2 separate regions of the Homo sapiens genome follow, and region 1 is linked to region 2. A link is an interaction called in ENCODE POLR2A ChIA-PET data of the cell type or tissue named here. Cell type or tissue: B cell. All regions are shown on one strand. Each heading gives the region's core, and the rest is flanking DNA. Links, peaks and the distances in the headings are about the cores only.

What was found. ChIA-PET counts read pairs that join two places held together with the same protein. Peaks named below come from ENCODE experiments on the same cell type or tissue, not always from the same donor. Only the 100,000 strongest peaks of a DNase experiment are listed, where the experiment ranks them.
Region 1: POLR2A ChIA-PET joins it to region 2 with 8 read pairs; 1 of 35 experiments calls an interaction of 5 or more read pairs at or near these places.

The regions. Positions count from the first base shown.
Region 1 is chr16:3,262,132-3,274,247 of GRCh38, reverse strand. It overlaps LINC00921 (long intergenic non-protein coding RNA 921), which reads right to left and starts at 10,480. Exons shown (of 2, transcript NR_033904.1): 1 at 8,480-10,480; 2 at 6,681-7,122. RefSeq lists enhancers at 9,500-9,569, 9,720-9,819, 10,260-10,419 and a silencer at 10,060-10,239. In B cell, for the core only: a CTCF peak has its summit at 7,145 (motif pointing left); no DNase peak of the experiment used is centred there; H3K4me3 peaks cover 179 bases; H3K27ac peaks cover 176 bases.
Region 2 is chr16:4,358,456-4,370,571 of GRCh38, reverse strand. It overlaps CORO7-PAM16 (CORO7-PAM16 readthrough), which reads left to right. Exons shown (of 31, transcript NM_001201479.2): 10 at 5,027-5,081; 11 at 5,512-5,569; 12 at 5,652-5,797; 13 at 5,883-5,975; 14 at 6,159-6,296; 15 at 7,834-7,960; 16 at 8,412-8,587; 17 at 9,103-9,211; 18 at 9,324-9,410; 19 at 9,487-9,629; 20 at 10,024-10,128; 21 at 10,209-10,294; 22 at 10,951-11,092; 23 at 11,187-11,276; 1 more. CORO7 (coronin 7) reads left to right here. Exons shown (of 28, transcript NM_024535.5): 10 at 5,027-5,081; 11 at 5,512-5,569; 12 at 5,652-5,797; 13 at 5,883-5,975; 14 at 6,159-6,296; 15 at 7,834-7,960; 16 at 8,412-8,587; 17 at 9,103-9,211; 18 at 9,324-9,410; 19 at 9,487-9,629; 20 at 10,024-10,128; 21 at 10,209-10,294; 22 at 10,951-11,092; 23 at 11,187-11,276; 1 more. Among named protein-coding and RNA genes, the nearest start is that of VASN, 7.3 kb to the left of the region's middle. RefSeq lists enhancers at 919-1,418, 4,745-5,245. In B cell, for the core only: no CTCF peak of the experiment used is centred there; DNase peaks (open chromatin) are centred at 5,391 and 6,261; H3K27ac peaks cover 561 bases.

The sequences.
Region 1 (12,116 bases), core at 5,221-9,220, 1.1 Mb after region 2:
TCTGGGTCTTGCTTGAAATCTGACCACCAAGTTGTGAGCATAATAAAGGGGCTGCTGTTTTACACTATTAAGTTTTGGGGTGTTTTTCATGCAACAATAGATAACCGGAACAATAGGCATACATGAATAAATAAACCTTGTAGAAGATTCAATGAATACAGATGTATACAAACAAAATGAAGGTCTGGGCACAGTGGTTCACACCTGTAATCCCAGCACTTCGGGAGGCCAAGGCGGGGAGGATCACTTGAGGTCAGGAGTTCAAGACCAGCCTGGCCAACATGGTGAAACCCCATCTCTACTAAAACTACCAAAATTAGCTGAGCGTGGTGGCGGGCGCCTGTAATCCCAGCTACTTGGTAGGTTGAGGTAGGAGAATCGCTTGAACCTAGGAAGTGAAGGTTGCAGTGAGCTGAGATCATGCCACTGCACTCCAGCCTGGGCAACAGAGCGAGACTGTCTCAAAAAAAAAAAAAACTGAGGGACTTTTCCATCACCTCCCACCTAATGTCTCCATGCTCTACAGGTTTACCTGGCTGTGCATCCTCCCAGTCTCCTGAGGAACTTCATGTACCTATATGGGCTAATTATATGTATACACCATGCTATACATATTTTCCAGATCTTCTTTTTAAATATTAGCAGTGTGCCTTTGACATCTATCTAGGTCCAGATGAATAGGCCATTGCCACTCTTAACAACTGTAGAGCATGCATACTATGGATATACCACAGCTGTACTGACTGTCTCCCCATTTAGATTGTCTCCAGCTGTTTCCTTTAACAACCAATACTCCAATGAACATCTCAGACGTGCATATTTGGGTACATTGGATATAGTCTTAGAAATGGAATCACTGAAGCAAAAGCCTTGTGCATTTTTTTTTTTTTTTTGAGATATGTTCTCCCTCTGTCACCCAGGCTGGAGTGCAGTGGCATAATCTTGGCTCACTGCATCCTTGACCTCCTGGGCTCAAGCAGTCCTCCCACTTCACCCTTCAGAGTAGCTGGGACCACAGGCATGTGCCACCCAATTTTTTATTTCTTGTAGCAACGAGGTCTCACTTTGTTGGTCAGGCTGGTCTGAAACTCCTGGGCTGAAGTGATCTGCTCACCTCGGCCTCCCAAAGTACTGTGATTACAGGCATGAGCCACCGTGCCTGGCCTAGGCTTGTGCATTTTTAATTTTGAAAACTTGCAGCAAATCACCTTCCAAAACAGCTTCACAGGCCAGGAGCAGTGGCTGACACCTGTAATCCTAGCACTTTGGGAGGCCGAGGCGGGCGGATCACCTAAAGTCAGGGGTTTGACACCAGCCTGGCCAACGCGGTGAAACCCCGTCTCTACTAAAAATACAAAAATTAGCCGGGCATGGTGGCGGGTGCCTGTAATCCCAGCTACTCAGGAGGCTGACGTGGGAGAATCGCTTGAACCTCAGAGGTGGAGGTTGCAGGGAGCCGAGATTGCATCACTGCATTCCAGCCTGGGTAAAAGAGTGAGACTCCATCACAAAAAAAAAAAAAAAAAAAAAAAAGCTTCACAAATTTAACTCGTAACCTGAGGTGTGAAAGTGCTTCTATGTCTGCATGCTCATTAAAGTTGGCTGTGGCAATCATATTAATTTGTGATAATATAGTGGGTGAAAAATTATGTCCCCTCAGCCGGGTGTGGTGGCTTAGGGCCTGTAATCCCAGCACTTTTGGAAGGCCAAGGCAGGAGGACTGCTTGAGCCCAGGAGTTCTAAACCAGCCTGGGTAACATAACAAGACTCTGCCGCTATTTAAAAAAAAATAATATCCCCTTGTTGCCTGTCATGTTTCTGATTACTTGGAGATTGGGCATCTTTTCACGTGGTACTTTGTATTTCTTCTCTGAGTTGCCTTTTTTTTTTTTTTTTTTGAGATGGAGTCTCAGTCTATTGCCCAGGCTGTAGTGCGTGTCAGGATCTCAGCTCACTGCAATCTCCGCCTCCTGGGTTCAAGCAATTCTTCTGCCTCAGCCTCGCGAGTAGCTGAGACTACAGGCACGTGCCACCATGCCTGGCTAATTTTTTGTAGTCTGTAGAGACAGGGTTTCACTGTGTTAGCCAGGATGGTCTCGATCTCCTGACCTCGTGATCCACCCGCCTCAGCCTCCCAAAGTGCTGGGATTACAGGTGTGAGCCACCACGCCCGGCCGTGAGTTGCCTATTTAAGCCTTTGAGCATTAAAAAAATTATAGTGCTTTAACATTCCAGGTATTATCGTATGTACAAATATTTTCTCTGTCACCTTTTTTATTTTTATTTTTTAAGACAGGGTTTTGCTCCATCACCCAGACTGGAGTGCAGTGGTGCAATCACAGCTCACTGCAGCCTTGACCTCCCAGGCTCAAGCGATCTTTCCAACTTAGCCTCTTGAGTAGCTGGGACCACAGGCGCACACCACCATGGCCAGTTAATTTTGTGAGGGAGGGTAGAGATGGGGTCTGCCTACATTGTGGAGACTCAAACCCCTAGGCTCAAGCAATCCTCCCACCTTGGCCTCCCAAAGTGCAGGGATTACAGGCATGAGCCACTGCATCCAGCCTTTTAACCATATTCATGGCTGTTTTTGTCATACTGAAGTTTTCTAATTTTTCTATTTACCTGAATTTTTTAACTTTTTCAGTTTTTTTATCTTGGTTAGAAAGATCTGTCAGCCCCCGCCCGGCCAGCCGCCCCGTCCGGGAGGGAGGTGGGGGGTCAGCCCCTGCCCGGCCAGCCGCCCCGTCCGGGAGAGAGGTGGGGGGTCAGCCCCTGCCCGGCCAGCCGCCCCGTCCGGGAGGGAGGTGGGGGGTGCCTCCGCCCGCCCAACCGCCCCGTCCGGGTGGTGGGGGGCCGCCTTTGCCCGGCCGCCCCTTCTGGGAAGTGAGGAGCCCCTTTGCCCAGCCACCACCCCGTCTGGGAGGGGTACCCAACAGCTCATTGAGAAGGGGCCATGATGACAATGGCGGTTTTGTGGAATAGAAAAGGGGGAAAGGTGGGGAAAAGATTGAGAAATCAGATGGTTGCTGTGTCTGTGTAGAAAAAAGTAGACATGGGAGACTTTTCATTTTGTTCTGTACTAAGAAAAATTCTTCTGCCTTGGGATACTGTTGATCTGTGACCTTACCCCCAACCCTGTGCTCTCTGAAACATGTGCTGTGTCCACTCAGGGTTAAATGGATTAAGGGCAGTGCAAGATGTGCTTTGTTAAACAGATGCTTGAAGGCAGCATGCTCGTTAAGAGTCATCACCACTCCCTAATCTCAAGTACCCAAGGACACAAACACTGCAGAAGGCCGCAGGGTCCTCTGCCTAGGAAAACCAGAGACCTTTGTTCACTTGTTTGTCTGCTGACCTTCCCTCCACTGTTGTCCTATGGCCCTGCCAAGTCCCCCTCTGCGAGAAACACCCAAGAATGATCAATAAAAAAATAAAAAATAAAAAAAAAGAAAGATCTTCCTCACTGCGAAATTTAAACAAATTTACAGATATTACACTTCGTGTTTCTTTAAATCATCTGGGCCAGGTGCGGTGGCTCATGGTTGTAATCCCAGCATTTTGGGAGGCCGAGGCGGGTGGATCACTCGAGGTCAGGAGTTCGAGACCAGTCTGGGCAACATGGTGAAAACCCATCTCCACTAAAAATACAAAAAATTAGCCGGGTGTGGTGGCACATGCCTGTAATCCCAGCTACTTGGGAGGCTGAGGCAGGAGAATCACTTGAACCTGGGAGGCAGAGGTTGCAATGAGCCCAGATCACACCATTGCACTCCAGCCTGGGAAACAAGAGCGACATTCCGTCTCAAAAAAAAAAAAAAATATATATATATATATATATATATATATATATATATATGGAGTTTATTTTTTATATATGTCAGGCAGAAGTCTATGTTTTCCAGCTCAACTGTCAACAGTCCCAAAACTATTTATAAGTTGGGCCACCTTTTCCCCTTGGGTTTTAAATACCATCTTTTGCATATACACACGTCTTACGGAATCTTGTTTCCATTTACCTTATATCCATTCTTGTAAAAACATATTACTGTTCTAATTTACTGTATTTTCACAGCTTGTTGTTATATCTGTTACAATACATCTCACACCACTGTATTTTTTTCACAATTTTTTTGGCTATGAATTTTAAAAATCAACTTGTCAAAGCCCATTCTTAAACATCTTGCAGCCTGGTGCGGTGGCTGATGCCTGTAATCCCAGCACTTTGGGAGGGTGAGGTGGGCAGAACAGCCTGGCCAACATGGCGAAACCTCATCTCTACTAAAAATACAAAAATTAGCTGGGCATGGTGGGGCGCACCTGTAATCCCAGCTACTCGGGAGGCTGAGGCAGGAGAATCACTTGAACCTGGGAGGCAGAGGTTGCAGTGACCTGAGATCACGCCACTGCACTCCAGCCTGGGCAACAGTGAGACCCAGTCTGAAAAAAAAAAGAAAGTCTTGTTATGGCTGGGCATGGTGGCTCACACTTGTAATGCCAGCATTTTGAGAGGCCAAGGCAGGAAGATCGCATGAGCTTAGAAGTTTGAGACCAGCTCAGGCAACATAGCAAGATCACATTTTTTTAAAAATGTAAAAAAAAAATCTCGTTACAATTTCAATTGGGTTTGCTTATAATTTGTTGATTAATTTAGGAATGCATGATATATTTGTAATATTAACTCTTCCATCCACGACTGTGGTGTATTTCTTCAATGATCTGGGACTTTTAAAATTCTGTAATCCTATATACTTTTCTTCTTATAGGTCTTGCAAATTTCTTATCATGTCTGGTTATGGGTTTTGCTACTATTGTGCATGGGATTCTTTGTTTCAAATTTTGTTTCCTAATTACTCAGATTAATTTTCCAACACCTACCACCAACTCTTTCAAGGCAGCATGTAGGGGTTAGTGGTAGCAACTCTTCTCTTGGAGCCAGTCTTAGTTGTCTGTATAAAGAAACCATTCCATGTTCCAGGACAGACTTTGCTGCCGTTGGGATGAATGGAGAGCAACATCCCGGTTGTCCGTCATGGGTGACAGCCTTCCTTCAGGTGACTTTGGCCTGTGATTTTCCATCCTGTTTGGGCTTCAAGTTATCCGAAAGGAATCATATTGAAATGGGTGTTTCTGAATTTCCGTGTCCTCATGTTTTTAGTTCTTCACAGCCTGCTTTAAAAATTATTCATTCTTTTTTTTTTCTTTTTGACAGAGTCTCGCTCTGTTGCCCAGGCTGGAGTGCAATGGTGCGATCTCGGCTCACTGCAACCTCCACCTCCCGGCTTCAATCGATCCTCCCGCCTCAGCCTACTTAGTAGCTGGGGTTACAGGCGCACGCTACCATGCCCGGCTAATTTTTGTATTTTTAGTAGAAATGGAGTTTCACCATGTTGGTCAGGCTGGTCTTGAACTCCTGATCTCGTGATCCACCTGCCTCGGCCTCTCAAAGTGCTGGGATTAAAGGCGTGAGCCACCGCGCCCAGCCACATTATTCATTCTTGCTTCTGCCTCTCCCTTTATCTTTCAGATATTAGGTGTAGTCAATAGCACTTAACTTTCTTCCAAATACAGTTAGGTGGACAGAATTCTAGTCCCAGCTCTGCACTGATGTGTAGAACTCAAGTCAGTCAGTTCCCCTGGAAGCCTGTGTCCTCCTCTGTAACATGACGGGGTTGGCTTGATGACTGCTAAGCTACCAGATGCCAAGAGACAGCAAAGCCAAAGGAAAGGCCTTGAGCTCTGCAGACACAGACCTTGAGACTGAATGTTGGCTACCTGACTCTTTGTAGTTGTGTAGCCTTGGGCAAGTCAGTGTGTACAAACTTCCTGTTTTCTGTGTTAAATTGAATATATCAACACCCACCTTGGACAGGCACAGTGGCTCCTGCCTATAATCCCAACACTTTGGGAGGCCAATGAGGGAGGATGGCTTGAACCCAAGTTTGAGATCAGCCTGGGAAACATAGTGAGACCCCGTCTCTACCAAAAATAACTTTTTTTGAATTAGGCGTTTTGTTTCAAAAATTTCAGAGAAAGGGACCTGTATCTAGAGTCTTATTTCAGGGGCAATCTTCCCACCTCAGCTTCCCAAGTAGCTAGGACCACAGGTATACATGATGGTGCATTCCTGTAGTGTCAGCTACTCGGGAGGCTGAAGTGGGACATTACTTGAGCTGGGGAGGTCAAAGCTGTAGGGAGCTGAGGCCAGGCACGGTGGCTCACGCCTGTAATCCCAGCACTTTGGGAGGCCGAGGTGGGCAGATCACAAGGTCAGGAGATCGAGACCATCCTGACTAACACGGTGAAACCCCGCCTCTACTAAAAATACAAAAATATGCTGGGCGTGGTGGCAGGCGCCTGTAGTCCCAGCTACTCAGGAGGCTGAGGCAGGAGAATGGTGTGAATCCGGGAGGCCCAGCTTGCAGTAAGCAGAGATCGTGCCACTGCACTCCAGCCTGGGTGACAGAGTGAGACTCCATCTCAAAAAAATAATAATAATAAATAATTAAATTTAAAAAGCTGTAGGGAGCTAAGCCATGATTGCAACACTGCACTCCAGTCTGGGTGATAGAGCGAGACCCTGTCCCCAAATAAATAAATAAACATACCCACCTCACATGAGGATAGTGAAGTCTAGGAAGAAACACCTATTACCTTGTATCCAGCATTGTTCTTGGTGCTTTGTGTGTATTAGCTCATTTAATCTTCACAACAACTCTAGAACCCCCATTTTACAGTTGATAGAAACAGGGACAAAGAGGGTAGGTATATCACTTGGCCAGCGTCACACCCTGCTATGAAGCACTCACATGAGGCAACGTAAAGCACACACAATACTTAGCACCTATAAACTGCATCAATTAAAGGTCATCCACTGCAGTTCCAAAGCTGTAATTTTTGGTATTTTGACATCCCCACTTCACAGACAGCCTTGGAAATATTTTCTGTGGTTTTTGAACTCCAGTTTTAGCTCTGACTTACACAGTCGTTTTCTCCTAACTACTTCCTGCAGCATTAAGAATTGTTTCCAGCTGCTGGTTTCTGCAGAGGATTGTCCTTGGAGCGTGGGGTGTCCACTGTGGTTCCAGCCGCAGCCCTGGTGCCCACACATGAAGATGCCCTCTACAGGACAGAAAGAGAAATACCACCTGATGTTGGCTGGGATATGGGCACTGTCTTTGTTCCAAAGAACCAAAGCTTTTCTTGGCAAATGGCCTGTCAGTCATTTCAGTTTATCTCAACTGCATTTTTAAAATTTCAGTTTCTGCTCTGGAGCTTCAGAGGAATTGAGACATGAGACAATTATGCCCTAAAGAACAGTCTGTCTGCATAAATGTTATGCCTGCAGTGTGTGTGTGTGTGTGTGTGTGTGTGTGTGTTTGGAGATAGGTCTGGGACGTGTTTCCTTCGGTACTGGCTCAAGGTTCCTTATTTGACTTGCTAATTTAAACTTATTCTACTTTGGAAACCTCGAATATTTTTTCTCTATGGGCAGAGTCTGCTTTTAAAAATCATTTGTTTAATCTTCTGCACCCCAGTGAAACAAAGTCTCAGCTAATAAATTTTTTAATTTTTCTGCTGTAAAAGTAATGGAGCAAAATAAGAAATTTCTCCTCTAACATTTAGCTTGCCATATTTTATTTTCCGTTACTATTTCACAATGAGCATATATTTGTGGACTATGTTTCATGAGTCATAAAACTTTAAAAATGCTCATTGAACGCCGGGCATACTGGTTCACGCCTGTAATCTGAGCACTTTGGGAGGCTGAGGCGGGCAGAACACAAGGTCAGAAGTTCGAGACCAGCCTGACCAACATGGTGAAACCCCATCTCTAACTAAAAATACAAAAATTAGCCGGGCGTGGTGGCGTGCGCTTGTAATCCCAGCTACTCAGGAGGCTGAGACAGAAAATTGCTTGAACCCGGGAGGCGGAGGTCGCAGTAAGCCCAGATCATGCCACTGCACTCCAGCCTGGGCAGCAGCGTGAGACTCCGTCTCAAAAAAATAATAATAAAATAAAAAAATAAAACGTATAGATGACATAGAGGGAAAAGGCCAACTTCTACCCCCAATTCTACTCTTGAAAGGTAGTCATATTTATTTCTTGCATTTCCCTCCAGATACTTAAATTTTAACATTTTTTTCTCTTATTTACAAACATGGGATCATGCTATCTGCACTGTAGTGCAAATGTGCTTTTTCCACTGAATAATACATAAACCATCTTTGCACATTAGCACACAGAAATTCACCGCACTGTTTTCAGTGGATGCAGTGTAGTCCAAGGAATGGATTCACCAAAACTTACTCAGCTATTCAGCCAGTGCCCTGGTGACAGACATTTAAGGGGTTTACAGTTTCTAACTAACTGGCAAGTGTGGCAGGCAGGGAAATGATCTAGGATGATTACCATCATTTGTGTAAGAAAGTGCCCCTGAGAACACCATGAAGGTGAATACAGCCTCGATATGCTTACCTGAAGACAGTAGTCTCGATGGGTAGGACTTAAATCCAATGTAGGAACTAGAAAAACAGACCATCTAGCTGGGTTTCCAAGCTTTTTTGTGGGCTGCAATACACTTGGATCAAAGGAAATCTTTCTTGAAGGTTAAATATGTAAAACAGTTAAAAAGTAGTGGCCGGTCTGGCATTAGTTGGGAGAGGGGGGAGGGGGTAGGAGGGAAGGAGGGAGGTCTATGCCTATGAAGCTCCTGAAATAAGAAACCTGGGCCGGGCGCGGTGGCTCACGCCTGTAATCCCAGCACTTTGGGAGGCCGAAGCGGGCGGATCACGAGGTCAGGAGAGCGAGACCATCCTGGCTAACATGGTGAAACCCCGTCTCTACTAAAAATACAAAAAATTAGCCGGGCGTGAAAATTAGCCGGGCGTGGTGGCGGGCGCCTGTAATCCCAGCTACTCGGAAGGCTGAGGCAGGAGACTGGCGTGAACTCGCGAGGCGGAGCTTGCAGTGAGCGGAGATGGCGCCACTGCACTCCAGCCTGGACGACAGAGCGAGACTCCGTCTCAAAAAAGAAGAAAGAAACCAGATGCATGTGCCTTCTTTGAGCCAAACCATTACCTCTCTGGCTCACAGCATGTTACTAGATTTGTTCAAAAGGAAAAAACAGAAGTTTCAGCAACCGTACTCTAGGGTTCTGAGGGGGCAGAGTTTGAGAATCCTTGCTCTAGCCCGCCTCTGCTGATTATAAGGGAGAAAACGGCAGTGCTGCTGTTAGGCTGATGTATCTGTTCCTTTCACAGCTTTGGTCATAACTGGTAATTACCATTTACTTGTTCTCAGCCTCCTTGGAACAGCGATCTTGCCTGACACGTGCACCCTCGCACGTGGCACAGTAAGTGGGACACATTAGGCACTCGGAAAATATTTGCTGTAAACATGAAAGAAGGGCGACAGGCTAATAAAGTGTGGAAGGGTTTTGGGGTCAGCACAGCCCCGGGACGTCCCATCCCCGTGGGCCGCGGGCCGCCCGGAATACGACGACTCCACTTGCCGGCGCTGCTCCCGGGATACCAGCGACAACAGCGGCTCAGTCCCGGCAAACGGCGCGTGGCCCCTCCGGCGAAAAGCAGCTATAGGCTGTTGCGGCTGCCAATCAGACCAACAGAGCCGCGACTCGGAGACCTCTGGGAGACGTGGGCCCCCGCTAATCCGCCCTCCAATTGGCTCGCGTGCTCCCGGGGCGCTCTGGGAGATGTGTTTCTGGGAGTGTTCCGCGCATGTGCATGCGTGAGGGCGGGGCGTCGGGGTCGGGCTGGAGTGTCTGTCGCGCCTTATGTGGGCCCCTCGGCAGAAGACGCACTTTCGGCAGAAGCCGCACTTTTGGCAGAAGCCGCCCTGGGTCCTTTCCCTCCCGCAGGCAGGCCGGGACCCCGGCGGGAATTGCGTGCAGGTCGGGTCTCGCTTGACCCCAGCGCCTCCCCGCGTCCGGGCACACTGCGGACAGTTCCTTTTTATTCTCTACCGCTACTTCCTCTTTATCTTCTGCCGCTCTTTCCACACGTCTCCTCCCCCAGGCCGCTTCCCTTTGGGGCGCCGGGCCAGGGAGGGGCTGCCGGACCGGAGACCCCGGACTCGCGCCGGTCTCCGCTCGGGCGTGGGGTCCGTGGGGCGTCGGCGGGAGGGGTCCTGGAGGAGACGGCTGTGCCGGGGCGGGACCCCCTGTCCTCTTAACAGACGCGCCCCTGACAGTCGTGCCAGTCGCCGCCCTGGGCTTTGGGGACGTCCGAGGACGCAGCTGGCGGTTCCTCCCGCGGTTCCCGGCACTGTTACTTCCCCGAATTCCCAGAACAACCCATTTGATAGGAAATGGAAACTGAGAAAAATCGAGTAATTTACTCACGTCACACGGCCACCAGATATTTGAATCTCGTATTTCCCACCACTTCGTGGCTTCCAGGCTCATAAACAAGAAGTTGCAAAACAGGGTGAGGCGTGGGAATGACAGCAGCACGGGGCGGGGAGTGGAAGGGCGGAGCACCTTAGAGGGCAGGATTCAGCAAACGGAACCTCAAAGGAAACAGTGTCAGTGCTGCTGCTTAGTTGGTAAGAAAACAAAGGGCCGGGCGCGGTGGCTCACGCCTGTAATCCCACCACTTTGGGAGGCCGAGGCGGTCGGATCGCGAGGTCAGGAGTTCGAGACCAGCCTGACCAATATGGTGAAACCCTGTCTCTACTAAAAAATACAAAAATTAGCCGGGCGTGGTGGCGCGCGCCTGTAGTCCCAGCTACTCAGGAGGCTGAGGCAGGAGAATCGCTTGAACCCCGGAGGCACATGTAGTGAGCTAAGATCGCGCCACTGCACTCCAGCATGGGCGACAGAGTGAGACTGCGTCTCAAAAAACAAACAAACAAAAAAAGGGAGTAGCTGCCTTCCAGACACAGTTTTGTTATTTTTCTGCCCCTTTCACTAGCCTGTCAGCCCTTTGGTGGCCGGGGATTGCGTGTCCAAAGCCTGGCTGCTAGTCAGGTTCCTATAAATATTGGTAGGACAGAGCGTATTAAAGTTTTTATTTTAAGATTTTTAAGCACAAGAAAGTTGAGAGAGTAACATGAATACTCACGTACTCTCCACCTAGATTTAATAATCAGAAAAAATTATGTGTGTAGGCCTTTATTTTTTACAAACCCTCTTGTTTAACGTTACCGCCTTCCAAATGAAGCTCATTGGTGAGTGGTGTGGGGATCTATTCAGAGCCCCATGACTGCAGCCCTTCAGCAGGGTTAAGGCCACCTGCCACACCCCACTTTGGGAAGCTGGCTTCCTCTCCTCTCCCTCCGTTTCCAAGCTGCTCAGGAGGTGCCCTCAGAAAGATCAGTTACAATTAGTGTTATCTGCGTAGGGGACTGGGCAGCAGATCTCATTGATCTGGGCTGGGATCGGCAGGTGGGTTGGTCCAAGTTGAGAGGGAGATCCTGCAGAAGCTCTTAGCTGCTGCAGGATTCAACACTAACTCCTTAAGGTAGCAACAAGGGCCCTTTGTAAAATCTGGCCAGAAACAGGTATCTTAGATGCATCTTCACACCCGCCAGTATCCAGTCTACCCTTATCATGTCAGCCCTGCTTTCAGAATCACCCAGAATCTGACCCTTCTGCCTCCACAGTGGTTCAGGGCCCTGCAGTCGCTTTCCTGCATTGTGACAATAGATTGCTTTCTCCTCTCTGTTTCCACCTTTCTCATCTCTTGTCTCTTATGGAAGCCAGAGTGTTCTCTTTTCTTTTCTTTCTTTTTTTGAAACAGTCTCACTCTTTCACCCAGGCCAGAGTACAGTGGTGCGATCACAGGTCACTGCAACCTCCGCCTCCCAGGTTCAGGTGATTCACCTCAGCCTCCAGAGTAGCTGGGACTACGCGCACATCACCACCACACTCAGCAAATTTTTGTATTTTCAGTAGAGACGGGCTTTCACCATGTTGGCCAGGCTTATCTCGAACTTCTGACCTCAGGTGATCCACCTTCCTTGGCTTCCCAAAGTGCTGGATTATATGTGTGAGCCACCGCGCCCGGCCCAGAATGTTTCTTTTAAAGCGTAACTCCAATTATGTCACTGCTCTGCTCAAACTTTCCAGTGTCCCCTCATCTCAGAGTAAGAG
Region 2 (12,116 bases), core at 3,519-7,518:
ATGGCTTGCGGACCTCTGTTCCTGGGTTGGGGCTGGCCTTTGGGTGCATTTAGTGCAGGCTTTATGGGAGTTTTTACAACTTTGAAGGCACTGCTAACATTGAAAAATCAGGTGGTTTCATATTAAAATGGGGCTTCCCAGCTTGCATTGAACAGGAACTCTCAGCTGGGGCTGAGTGGCGGTTGCTCCCTCTGCCAAAATGTGGGCTCATGGGTCACCCCAGTCCCCACCACTCCCTGCTGCCTCCTGCCAAGCTGTCCACTCACTTGAGTTTCCTGCCCGGCCCCAGAACCATCTGAGTTTCCAATCAGTGCTGTGCAGCCTCTTGTCGGACTGTTTCCCTGCCTCTTCCCTTGGCCCTGTGTCCTCTGAAGCCCTCAGAAGCATCCACAGATGCCCAGGGTCAGGGGTAAAGAGGGCTCCAAGAGCCTCCAGCCTGGCTTTCCTCAAGGAACAGGACCTCCTGATGTCCTTGAAGCTTCTCACCTCTGTGGCAGGTTCTTGTAGACGGAGAGACCCCATCTGCCTGGTGTTCACCCCCTGCCCCAATCCTGTGCCCTGGCCTTACACAGGTCCCCACTTACCCAGAGGCTCAAGGGAAGCTTTTAGGAGACCCCTCTCAGTTTATCCAACATTGCCTTGTATGGTTTCAAGGTGCCACCCGCCTTTAGAACCTGGTTACCAGCAGTCTGCACACAGCGGGGGAGCTAGGGGCTGTGGGGGTGGAGGGGGGTCAAAGGATCCTAACTAACTCTCCAGCCTGGGTGATAGGGACAGATCCAAGGGACCCAGCCTGCTTTGAACTGGCGCAATGGCAGAATGTCTGGGTTGGTGGGAAGGGGCCTGAGCGGGAGGGATGGGCTGGAGGGGAGGACAGAGGAGGAGCCTTGCAGCTGCTCCTTGTAGCAAGCACACCCTTGGTGCTTCCCCTCGGTGCTAATCACAGGAGTCCTGGGAGAGCTGGCGGGGCTTATCCGGAGGCTGAAACTGCTCGTGCCTCCCAGTTGGTACTGAGGTTGTCTTCTAGCTCCTGGGACCTGGCTGAGGGGCGGGGGCAGATCTGGGCTTTAGACCTTCTATAACTTTATGCCTGGGACAGACCCCTGGACCTGGGTCAGGGTCAGAGCCCTTCCCAGTGGCAGGCCCAGATTCCAGCAGGAGAGGTGCCGGCAATACCTCTTACCACCTCTGGCCCTCTGCCTGGCTGGGGCTCATGTACCATGTTCCAGACCCAGACCCAGCTTGGCTCTCTTCACACAGCCTGGGGTCAGGCCCATGCCAACACTTGGCCAACCTTTGGGGCTGGGTGCCATGACCCCATTTCTTGGCCCGTGCCACGGCAGACAGGATGCCCCTGCCTGGCAGAGTTGTCCAGATGGCTCTGCCTGAGGCAAGGAAGACTGGCCTGACCTGTCAGAGGAGCCAGCCCTGCCCTCCCTGACTTCCTGCCCACTCGGCCTCAGCTCCTGAGTCAGTGGCTGGCTGGCTGGGACGATGGAACGGGGGTGAGGGAGGCTGAGCACCAGGCCTCCTCAGGCAGTTGGCTCAGCGCACAGGTGAGCCTCTGATGCCATGAGGTGGCCCCAGGCCTGTTTCCCACCTCTCATAAGGGCAGCAGAGGGGCCACAGGAGACCTGCCTATCCTACTTGCCCTCAGCTTCTGTCCTGGCACCTGTTTCCACTCCTCCCAGCCTGTGCCCCCAGCAGCCAGTGTGATCCCTACTCTGTGCCAGTCTGGTCCTATCCTCTTTCTATTTTTATTTTTTTGAGATAGGGTCTTGCTGTGTTACCCAGGCTGATGTGATTTTTTTTTTTTTTTTTTTTGAGATGGAGTCTCACTCTGTTGCCAAGGCTGGAATGCAGTGGTGCAATCTTGGCCCACTGCAACCTCCGCCTCCCGGGTTCAAGTGATTCTCCTGCCTCAGCCTCCTGAGTAGCTGGGATTCCAGGTGCACGCCACCATGCTCAGCTCATTTTTGCATTTTTAGTAGAGACGAGTTTTCACCATGTTGGCCAGGCTGGTCTCAAACTCCTGACCCAAAGTGATCGGCCTCCCAAAGTGCTGGGATTACAGATGTGAGCCACCATGCCCAGCTGGCGATGCGATCTTGACTCACTGCAGCCTCAAACTCCTGGGCTCAAGTGACCCTCCTGCCTCAGCCAGCCGAGTAGCTGGACCACAGGTGTGCACTACCACAGCAGGCTAATTTTTAATTTTATTTTTTGAGATGGAGTCTCACTCTGTCACCCAGGCTGGAATGCATTGGTGCCATCTCGGCTCACTGCAAACTCCACCTGCCGGGTTCAAGTGGTTCTCCTGCCTCAGCCTCCCAATTAGCTGGGATTACAGATGCACACCACCACACTTGGCCAATTTTTGTATTTTTAGTAGAGACAGGGTTTCATCATGTTGGCCTGGCTGGTCTCAAACTGCTGACCTCCAGTGATCCACCCACCTCGGCCTCCCAAAGTGCTGGGATTACAGGCGTGAGCCAGCATACCTCGCTAATTTTTTAATTTTTAATTTTTTGAAGAGCCATGGTCTCATGATGTTGCCCAGGCTGGTCACAGTGTTGACCTACTGGGCTCAAGTGATTCTCCCACCTCAGCCTCCCAAAGTGCTGGCTGGGATCACAGACATGAGTCACTAGGCCTGGCCTAGCCTCTTTTGCTTGAAACGCACCGTCACCTTTTCATTGCTCGTCCACTGGAGGCAGAACTCCCCCTCCCCACATGCACCAGGCCCCTTCCCGTCTAGCCTCCACCTGCCCATCCTGAGCCTCAGCCCTCACCCACACTGTCCAGGCTGTCAGGCACATTGTCCATCTTGTTCCTCAAACAGGCCATGAACCCACCTGCCACAGGACCTTTGCACAGGTTGTGTTCTCTCTGAAACTCTCTTCCTGTGAGGTGTTTGATTTCTGCATGACCTTGGGATCGCAGGGATCACCCCTTCCCCCACTGCTGAGGCCCAGTCCCCCTGCTCTGTCACTGTGTGTCCTCGGTGAACCTTCCCTTCACATGTTTGTCTATGGGATTGTGTCTGTCTGCCTCTTGTGCTAGGCTGTGAGCACCTTGAGGACAGAGGCAGGGTCTGTTGCACTCATCTCTGGGCATACCTACATGCAGGTCGAGCCGAGGACCAGGCACAGACCAGCTCATCAAAGGAGTGAATGATTGTGAACGAATGAATGAGTGAAAGCCCTGTCAAAGCTGCTGAAGGGACTTGCTTCCAGCCCCAGTGGAGCCAGTGTCAGTGTGGAGGGCACTCCAGGTCACGCACCACCTTGGTCCCCTACCCTCCGCCTCCGCCTCCACCTCTACAAGCAGTGGTCAGGCCGGGATGCAAAGGGCATTGCTGAGCCCGGCTCACCCTGCTGGGCCCTCAGTAAGTAGGGGCCTGTGTTACTCACAGGTGACCAGCCCAAGGCACTCCAGGAAGTCATGGAGACACCCAGGGCCCCACCCAGCTTCCCAGCCACTCTGTGGCTCCTGGAAGTGTGGGGAGGGGAGGTGGGCAGGACTGCTTAGTGGTCGGCTGGCAGGAGGGGATGGGTGGACAGTGGAGGGCGGCTGGGCCCTTTGTCACCGCAGTGAGGGATAGAGGCAGCTGCCACAGCTGGGTGACCTCTGACCCTGGCAACACAGTGGGGACGGGGTCCTGTTTAAGGGTGTCAGTGTCTGGGTTGGGAGGGTCCAGGCCTGCAGGTCCCAGAAACAAGAAACCAAGACCAAGTGCAGTGGCTCATGCCTATAATCCTAGCACTTTGGGAGGCTAAGGTGGGAGTATCACTTGAGGCCAGGAGTTTGAGACCGGCCTCGGAAGCATAGTGAGACCTTGTTTCTACAAAAATAGAAGTAAAAATAGCCAGCCATGGTGGTGCACACCTGTAGTCCCAGCTACTCTGGAGGCTGAGTGGGAAGATTGCTTGAGCCCAGGAGGTTGAGGCTGCAGTGAGCAATGATTGTGCCACTGCACTCCAGCCTGGGTGACAGAGGGAGACCGTGTCTCTTAAAAAAAAAAAAAAAAAAAAAAGCAAAGATCAGGAGCAAGAAACACAGGAAGGCAACTGGGCATCTGGGCATCTGTCAGAGTCCTTCCAGGTCCCCATTCCCCTCAAAAGGCCCTGGAGTGGGAAGGCAGCTCTCACAGGGCTGAGGGGCTGTGCAGGGGTCTCTGAGGGGCCCCGGGAGGGAGGCATAAAGCCCGGCCAGTGACAGGCAGTTGGCCAAGGCTGAGCTGGACATAGAGTGGCAGGGGCTCTGGGGGCTTCCGGCCCGCCCACTCTATTCCCAGCTGCCACCCCGCCCTGCTCCTGCCTCGAGACCAGAGAAGGCCTGGGAGCATGCTGCTGGCAGGCTCGGCCGGGGCAGCAGGCCTGGGGTGTGCAGGGAAGCCCAGCGGCCGGAGGAGCCCCTTCTCCCGGGCACGTGGCTCAGATTTGGACACAGGAACTTTAACTCAGCATGGGGGGGTCTCTGAGCTTCCAAGATATCACTGAGGCACAGGAAACGTGGGGTAACTGAGTAGAGGGCCCCAAACCTTAGTGCAGATTCGGAACGGCAGGGCTGCCTGCACTGCTCCCGGATGCTGCCTGTCCACAGGCAGTGCCGAGTGGGGACGGGAGGCTCCTCGCCTCCGGCCTCACCTCTCCACCTTCCCTGGCAATGCTGGCCTGATGTCTAGGCTGTCGAAGGTGGGAGGGGCACAGAATGCATGTGGGGTCTTCTTGGAGGAAGAGCTGTGGCTGAGATCGGGCCCGAGTTCCCCTGTGCCCACTCCAGTCCTGGAGTGACGCAGGTGTGCAGGTGGAGGCCCTGGGGAGGAGCAGCTGGGGTGTGGGCGTGTGTTGGGCATGTGGGAAGCTCAGGAAGAGGAGGGGGTTCCTGGGGACCAGGCTGAACATGGCTGGATGGCCAAGCGGCTCCCAGTCACTGTGGTGCCTGTCCTGGGCTCCTACATGGGGTTACGAGTCTGGCAGCCCTCCCACTGCCCTGACCCGCCATCTTGCCCTCTCTTCCCCAGGTGTCTCGTGCCTCTGCTGGACCCTGACTCTGGGCTCCTGGTCCTGGCAGGAAAGGTGAGTGAGAAGCTGGGGCTCCCACCCACATCCACAGCCTGGAGTCCAGCCCCTGGCCTTCCCCAAGAGAGAGGAGGAACTCGAACAGGGCCTCTGTGTCTTCCCCTGTGCAGCCAAGGTGACTGTAGCTCTCCTAGAACACTGGCCTTCCTGAGAACAAGGCCGAGAATAGAGCAGTGTCAGCACACAGTCAGCACTCCATAAATACTGACGTACACCCCCGGTGCTCACCCCATGTGCAACGAGGCTGAGCAAGTGAGGTAGTCAGCCTAGGGCTCAGCTCAGCGCCCAGCATGTTGGGGAGCCCCATCTCCAGCCACTGTGGTTCTGTGGCTCAGGTCCTTGGGGACCTGTGGGGGAGCTGATGCCAGTCCTGGGCCCTCCCCAGGGGTTCAGTCAGCAAACGGGGCTCAGTTCAGACTCATTTCAGGGCGAGAGGCAGCTGTACTGTTACGAGGTGGTCCCGCAGCAGCCGGCGCTGAGCCCAGGTAAGCCTTGCTTCCTCGCCCCCATCCCCTACCCTCCCCTCCCCTGCCCATCCTGCCTGTTCCCCTATGGTGTCCTCAACAGTGACCCAGTGTGTCCTGGAGAGCGTGCTGCGTGGGGCTGCCCTTGTGCCCCGGCAGGCGCTGGCCGTCATGAGCTGCGAGGTACTCCGCGTCCTACAGCTGAGCGACACAGCCATCGTGCCCATCGGCTACCATGTGCCCCGCAAGGTGAGGGGGACTTGGGCGAGGGACTGCGGGGGCTGGGGAGTCGGGGGGCCTGGGCCTCACTAGCTGCCTGCTTGTCTGCGGCCAGGCTGTGGAGTTCCACGAGGACCTGTTCCCGGACACTGCCGGCTGTGTGCCTGCCACCGACCCCCATAGCTGGTGGGCTGGGGACAACCAGCAGGTAGGACCAGGGCTGGCTCACCTCTCCCAGCCTCCCCGAGTCCCTGGTAGCCCCGTGTGGCTGTGTGCCAACTCAGTCTGGCCTGCTGGGTGCCCCCCATCCCTACCCAGTTGACCCTCCCATGGGGGCCCTCCTGACCGGGCAGCCCATGCCCCCATCTCCCCACTGCCGGCCTCCATGCAGGTGCAGAAGGTCAGCCTCAACCCCGCCTGCCGGCCCCACCCGAGCTTCACTTCCTGTCTGGTGCCCCCTGCGGAGCCCCTCCCTGACACAGCCCAGCCTGCGGTGATGGAGACACCCGTGGGTGATGCAGACGCAAGCGTAAGTACCAGGGCCGCCCCCATCCTCCCTCAGCGACACTGCAGTGGCTGCCCTGAGTGTTCACCGGCTGAACGGCCTTTTTTTTTTTTTGAGACAGTGTCTCACTCTGTCACCCAAGCTAGAGTGCAGTGGCGCAACCTCGGCTCACTGCAACCTCCTCTTCCTAGGTTCAAGCGATTCTCCTGCCTCAGCCTCCCGAGTAGCTGGGATTACAGGCATGTGCCACCATGGCCGACTATATTTTAATTTATTTTTTGAGACAGAGTTTCGCTCTTATTGCCCAGGCTAGAGTACAATGGTGTGATCTCGGCTCACTGCAATCTCCGCCTCTTGGGTTCAAGTGATTCTCCTGCCTCAGCCTCCCGAGTAGGTGAGATTACAGGCACCCGCCACCATGCCTGGCTAATTTTTGTATTTTTAGTAGACATGGGGTTTCACCATGTTGGTCAGGCTGGTCTCGAACTCCTGACCTCAGGTGATCCACCCGCCTCGGCCTCCCAAAGTGCTGGGATTACAATCATGAGCCACTGCACCTGGCCTAATTTTTGTTTTTGTTTTTGTTTTTGAGATGAGTCTCGCCCTGTCGTCTAGGCTGGAGTGCAATGGTGCGATCTCGGCTCACTGCAACCTCCGCCTCCCAGTTTCAAGCAATTCTCCTGCCTGAGCCTCCTGAGTAGCTGGGATTACAGGCGTGCGCCACCACGCCTGGCTAATTTGTATCTTTAGTATCTTTAGTAGAGATGGGTTTTCACCATGTTGGCCAGGCTGGTCTTAAACTCCTAACCTCATGATCCACCTGCCTGGGCCTCCCAAAGTGCTGGGATTACAGGCGCGCACCACCACGCCTGGCTAATTGGTATCTTTAGTATCTTTAGTAGAGACGGGTTTTCACCATGTTGGCCAGGCTGGTCTTGAACTCCTAACCTCATGATCCACCCGCCTGGGCCTCCCAAAGTGCTGGGATTACAGGCGTGAGCCACCGCGCCTGGCCAATTTTTATATTTTTTTTAGTAGAGTCAGGCTTCACCATGTTGGCCATGCTGGCCTTGAACTCCTGACCTCGTGATCTGCCCTCCTCGGCCTCCCAAACTGCTGGGATTACAGCCTTGAGCCACCACGCCTGGCCCCAACCTTCTTTGTCAAGTGTAACAGAGACAGAGAAACACGTGGAGCATAAAGAAGGAACTTGCACAGTGCTTTCTAAATTGGGCAAACACTTAAAAAGCAAGAATTTTCATACAGATCTAGATTTCTGGCTTCTCTTAAAATACTGGCAGATCTAACCCACTGGGCACACCCTCCTGCAGGGCTGGGAGCCAGCAGCTGCCACTTGCTGTCCCCGCGGTCTGAAGCTCGGCTGCTTCCCTGTGTGTCTGCGTTTATGCCCGTGCCCCCCGCCGCTCCTGTCGCATGCCCACAGTGGGGGCTCCTCCAGTCCGCAGGGGGCCCAGAGTGGTGACCCTGGAGTCCGCTGGCACCCCCTCCTTTTGGCCAGTACACCTAGGAGCAGGCTGGCTGACCCCATGCCCCTCCCCAGGAGGGTTTCTCTTCCCCTCCCAGTTCGCTGACCTCGCCCTCCACGCCCTCCAGCCTGGGGCCCTCACTCTCCAGCACCAGTGGCATCGGGACCAGCCCCAGTTTGAGGTCGCTGCAGAGCCTGCTGGGTAAGGAGGCAGGACGGGGAGCTCACCCCTACCGCAGGAGCCCTGTCTGCCCCACTCCCCGTCATCCTCCTGTGTACCCTACTGCTGAGCACAGGCCTCATGCAGGGCACCCCCCTCACCCAGACTCACTGGCAGGGTCATTTGTCCTGGGGGCTGGGGTGTGGTGGCTGAGTCTCACCTGCAAAATAGGAGGGCGGCTGGGGCCACCAGCTTCTGAGCAGCCAAAGCCCTGGGCTCCACCAAGATTCCCCGAGCCACCATGGAACAGGGTATATCATTCCAGACATTATTCCTGGGCGAGTTGCATCCACTGGATTAGCAAAGGCCTGGGCCTAGGTCCATGCTGTACATCCACCTGGGGTGAGGGGAGTGGGCAGCCGGGACTCAAAGAGTGCAGGGCGGGCGGGGACGGCATCCTCACACGTGGTTCCATGTCCCTGCCACCTGCCAGGCCCCAGTTCCAAGTTCCGCCATGCTCAGGGCACTGTCCTGCACCGAGACAGCCACATCACCAACCTCAAGGGGCTCAACCTCACCACACCTGGTGAGAGTGACGGCTTCTGTGCCAACAAGCTGCGTGTGGCCGTGCCGCTGCTCAGCAGCGGGGGACAGGTGGCTGTGCTTGAGGTGAGGGCCCCACCCCACCAGGGCTGCCCCTCAGTTCCCTGCCTGTGGCAAAGACGCGGAGGGCCTTAGCTACCCACACAACACAGGGAGCACAAACCTTGTGTCAGGCTCCTGCCCGCCTGTCCTGTGATCCTCCCAGCCACCTGCCATGGGGCCTGCCACTTTTATCCCCATTTTACAGATGAGGGAGAAGAGGCACAGAGAGGTTTAGTGACCTGCCCGGGTCACACAGCTGTGTAAGTGGTGGAGCTGGGATCCGAAGCCCGGCCACCTGAGCCCTAAGCCGGAGCTTTTCCCGCCAGTTCACGCTGCTGCCCCCTCACTCTCTGGGGCCTTGTGGTTGGCACTTGGGGCTCAGAGCGCAAGGTGGTCAGGGCAGAGAGCTTGGGTCACCCAGCGGTGGGAGCCTCTGCTGCAGAGGGTGGGCTCCCAGACATGCTGCTTGCCCGCAGCCCCTGGGGACTGGCTTTTCTGCCTGGTACTGATGGGCCTCGGGGTGGGGGCACCTCCCACAGCTACGGAAGCCTGGCCGCCTGCCCGACACGGCACTGCCCACGCTGCAGAATGGGGCAGCTGTGACTGATCTGGCCTGGGACCCCTTTGACCCCCATCGCCTCGCTGTGGGTAAGGAGGCTGGGTGCCTGGGCTTGAGGGAGGGTCCTGGGTCCCGGATAGGGGCTGGGGAGCCCAGAGGTCTTGGGCTCAGCAATGATGAGCCCCTGTCTGTCCTCTGCAGCTGGTGAGGACGCCAGGATCCGACTGTGGCGGGTACCCGCAGAGGGCCTGGAAGAGGTGCTCACCACGCCAGAGACTGTGCTCACAGGTCAGGCAGGCTCAGGAATGGGGCTGGGGTGGCCAGTGTCTCCCAAGGGCTCCTGATCACCCCTGCCTTCCTCCAGGCCACACGGAGAAGATCTGCTCCCTGCGCTTCCACCCACTGGCAGCCAATGTGCTGGCCTCGTCCTCCTATGACCTCACTGTTCGCATCTGGGACCTTCAGGCTGGAGCTGATCGGCTGAAGCTGCAGGGCCACCAAGACCAGGTAGGACGGCTGCAGAGGTGGGGCCAGCAGTGTGGAGAGGCGGGGCCAGCAGTGTGGAGAGGTGGGGCCAGCAGTGAGGAGTGGCGGGGCCAGCAGTGAGGAGAGGCAGGACCAGCAGCGAGGAGGGGTGGGGCCAGCAGTGAGGAGAGGGGGGCCAGTGGTGAGGAGGGGCAGGGCCAGCGGTGAGGAGGGGCCGGGCTAGCATTGAGGAGAAGGGGGGCCAGCAGTGAGGAGAGGGGGGCCAGCAGTGAGGAGAGGCAAGACCAGCAGTGAGGAGAGGCGGGAACAGCAGTGAGGAGGGGCGGCGCCAGCAGTGAGGAGGGGCAGGAGCAGTGGGGAGAGGTGGGGCCAGCAGTGAAGCAAGGCTGTCTCTCATATCCCTTCCTGCCCCCAGATCTTCAGCCTGGCCTGGAGTCCTGATGGGCAGCAGCTGGCCACTGTCTGCAAGGATGGGCGTGTGCGGGTCTACAGGCCCCGGAGTGGCCCTGAGCCCCTGCAGGTGAGCACACAGGGGCTGGGGAGTGGCCTCAGACCTGGTTCAGGGGTGCTGGCTGGGTGTCACGCGATGTATCTCAACAGGAAGGCCCAGGGCCCAAGGGAGGACGCGGAGCTCGCATTGTCTGGGTATGTGATGGTCGCTGTCTGCTGGTGTCTGGCTTTGACAGGTGAGGACTCAGGCATCCCCATCCCCAGGCTTCAGAAGCCACCTGTGTCCCCCTTCTCCACAGTCACATACATTTGTCAGGCTTTCAGAAACCATTCCTGCCCCTCACTGGATGGTTGGGTGGGTGGGTAGATGATTGGATGAGTGGGTAGATGGGTGGATGGATAGGTGGGTGAATGGATGGATGGGTGGATGAATGAATGTGGGGATAGATGGGCGGATGGCTGGATGGATGAATGAGGGGGTAGGGAGAGATCGATGGATGAGTTGGGGGTAAGGGGGAGATGGATGCAGGGGAGGGTGAGGGGGGTAGGGGAGATGGAGGGATGTTTTGGGGGTAGTGGGGAGATGGATAGAGGGGTGGGTGAGGGGTTGGGGGGAGATAGATGCAGGGGTGCACAAGGGGCTCTGGGGGAGATGGAAGCAGGGGCGGTGAGGCAGTCAGGGGTAGATGGATGGGTGAGTGATTAGTGGAGGAGAAAGAGTCAATGGGGAACCCAGAGGTGGAGGGGCAGGTTAGGATGTGGCTGCGGTGCCGGGCCACACTAGGCCTCGCCTACAACCCAGAACAGAGCAGGGGCTACGTGGGCGCCTTCTCCCTGCCCCAGGCCCCTTCAGCTCTGAAACACCTGCTTCAGCCCCCAAACCCCCTTGCAGCCAAAGTGAGCGCCAGCTGCTCCTATATGAAGCTGAGGCCCTGGCCGGCGGACCCTTGGCAGTGTTGGGCCTGGACGTGGCTCCCTCAACCCTGCTGCCCAGCTACGACCCAGACACTGGCCTGGTGCTCCTGACCGGCAAGGTGGGCTGGGCTGGAGGGCGGGATGGCAGGTGAGAGGTGGTGGGGGGAAGGCCAGTGTTGCCGGAGGGTTCCCAGCCTGCCTTCTTCCCCGCAGGGCGACACCCGTGTATTCCTGTACGAGCTGCTCCCCGAGTCCCCTTTCTTCCTGGAGTGCAACAGCTTCACGTCGCCTGACCCCCACAAGGTGAGGCCACCCTGGCGCCTCGTCCCCGATGGGACCACAAGGCTGCCCTGCCCCCTGGTGGCCATGTGGGCAAGTACAGGAGCCTGTGGGTCGGGGGTCAGAGTCCTGGGCTGGGGCTGGGCCTGGGGCTGTGCCCAGTGACTGGCAAGAAGAGTTGCTGCTGGAATTATTTAGGAATTTTGAGAGCCATTGTCATACTCAACCATTATTAAAAATCATACTGTAGGCCGGGTACGGTGGCCTGGAATCCCAACACTTCGGAAGGCTGAGGCAGGAGAATTGCTTGAGCCCAGGAGTTCAAGACCAGCCTGGGCAACATAGCAAGACCCCATCTCTACAAAACAAACAAAAAATTGCACTAGATAAGGTTAAACTATATGAACCTACAATATGAACCTAAAAATAATATTAAAAACCAAAGTAATAAACACTCAGTTTATCACTTCTAATTAATTTATCCAATTTTACTATTATTTGTGCTGAGGTCACATGTTTCTGTGTTGGAGTGCATGGAGGAAATGCAGGATGATGTGCTATTTACATCTCTTCCCAACACCACATTCAGGGAGTGGAGGTGGCACGTAGAAGCTGCCCATGGTGGGAGTTTGTAAACTGTGGAAATAGGAAAACACCACAAATCAGGGCTTTCCCTCCAGAGAGCAGGTTGTTCAACATGATCAACACGTTACTGTCCAGGGACAGGCCCTAGGCATGGTGGTCCTAAGTGAGGGGTGCCGGCACCCTGGGGAGACTACGTGCCCAGCCATGAGCTCTAGGTCCCAGCGGCAGCTCCGACTCCCTTGCTCCCCCAGGGCCTCGTCCTCCTGCCTAAGACGGAGT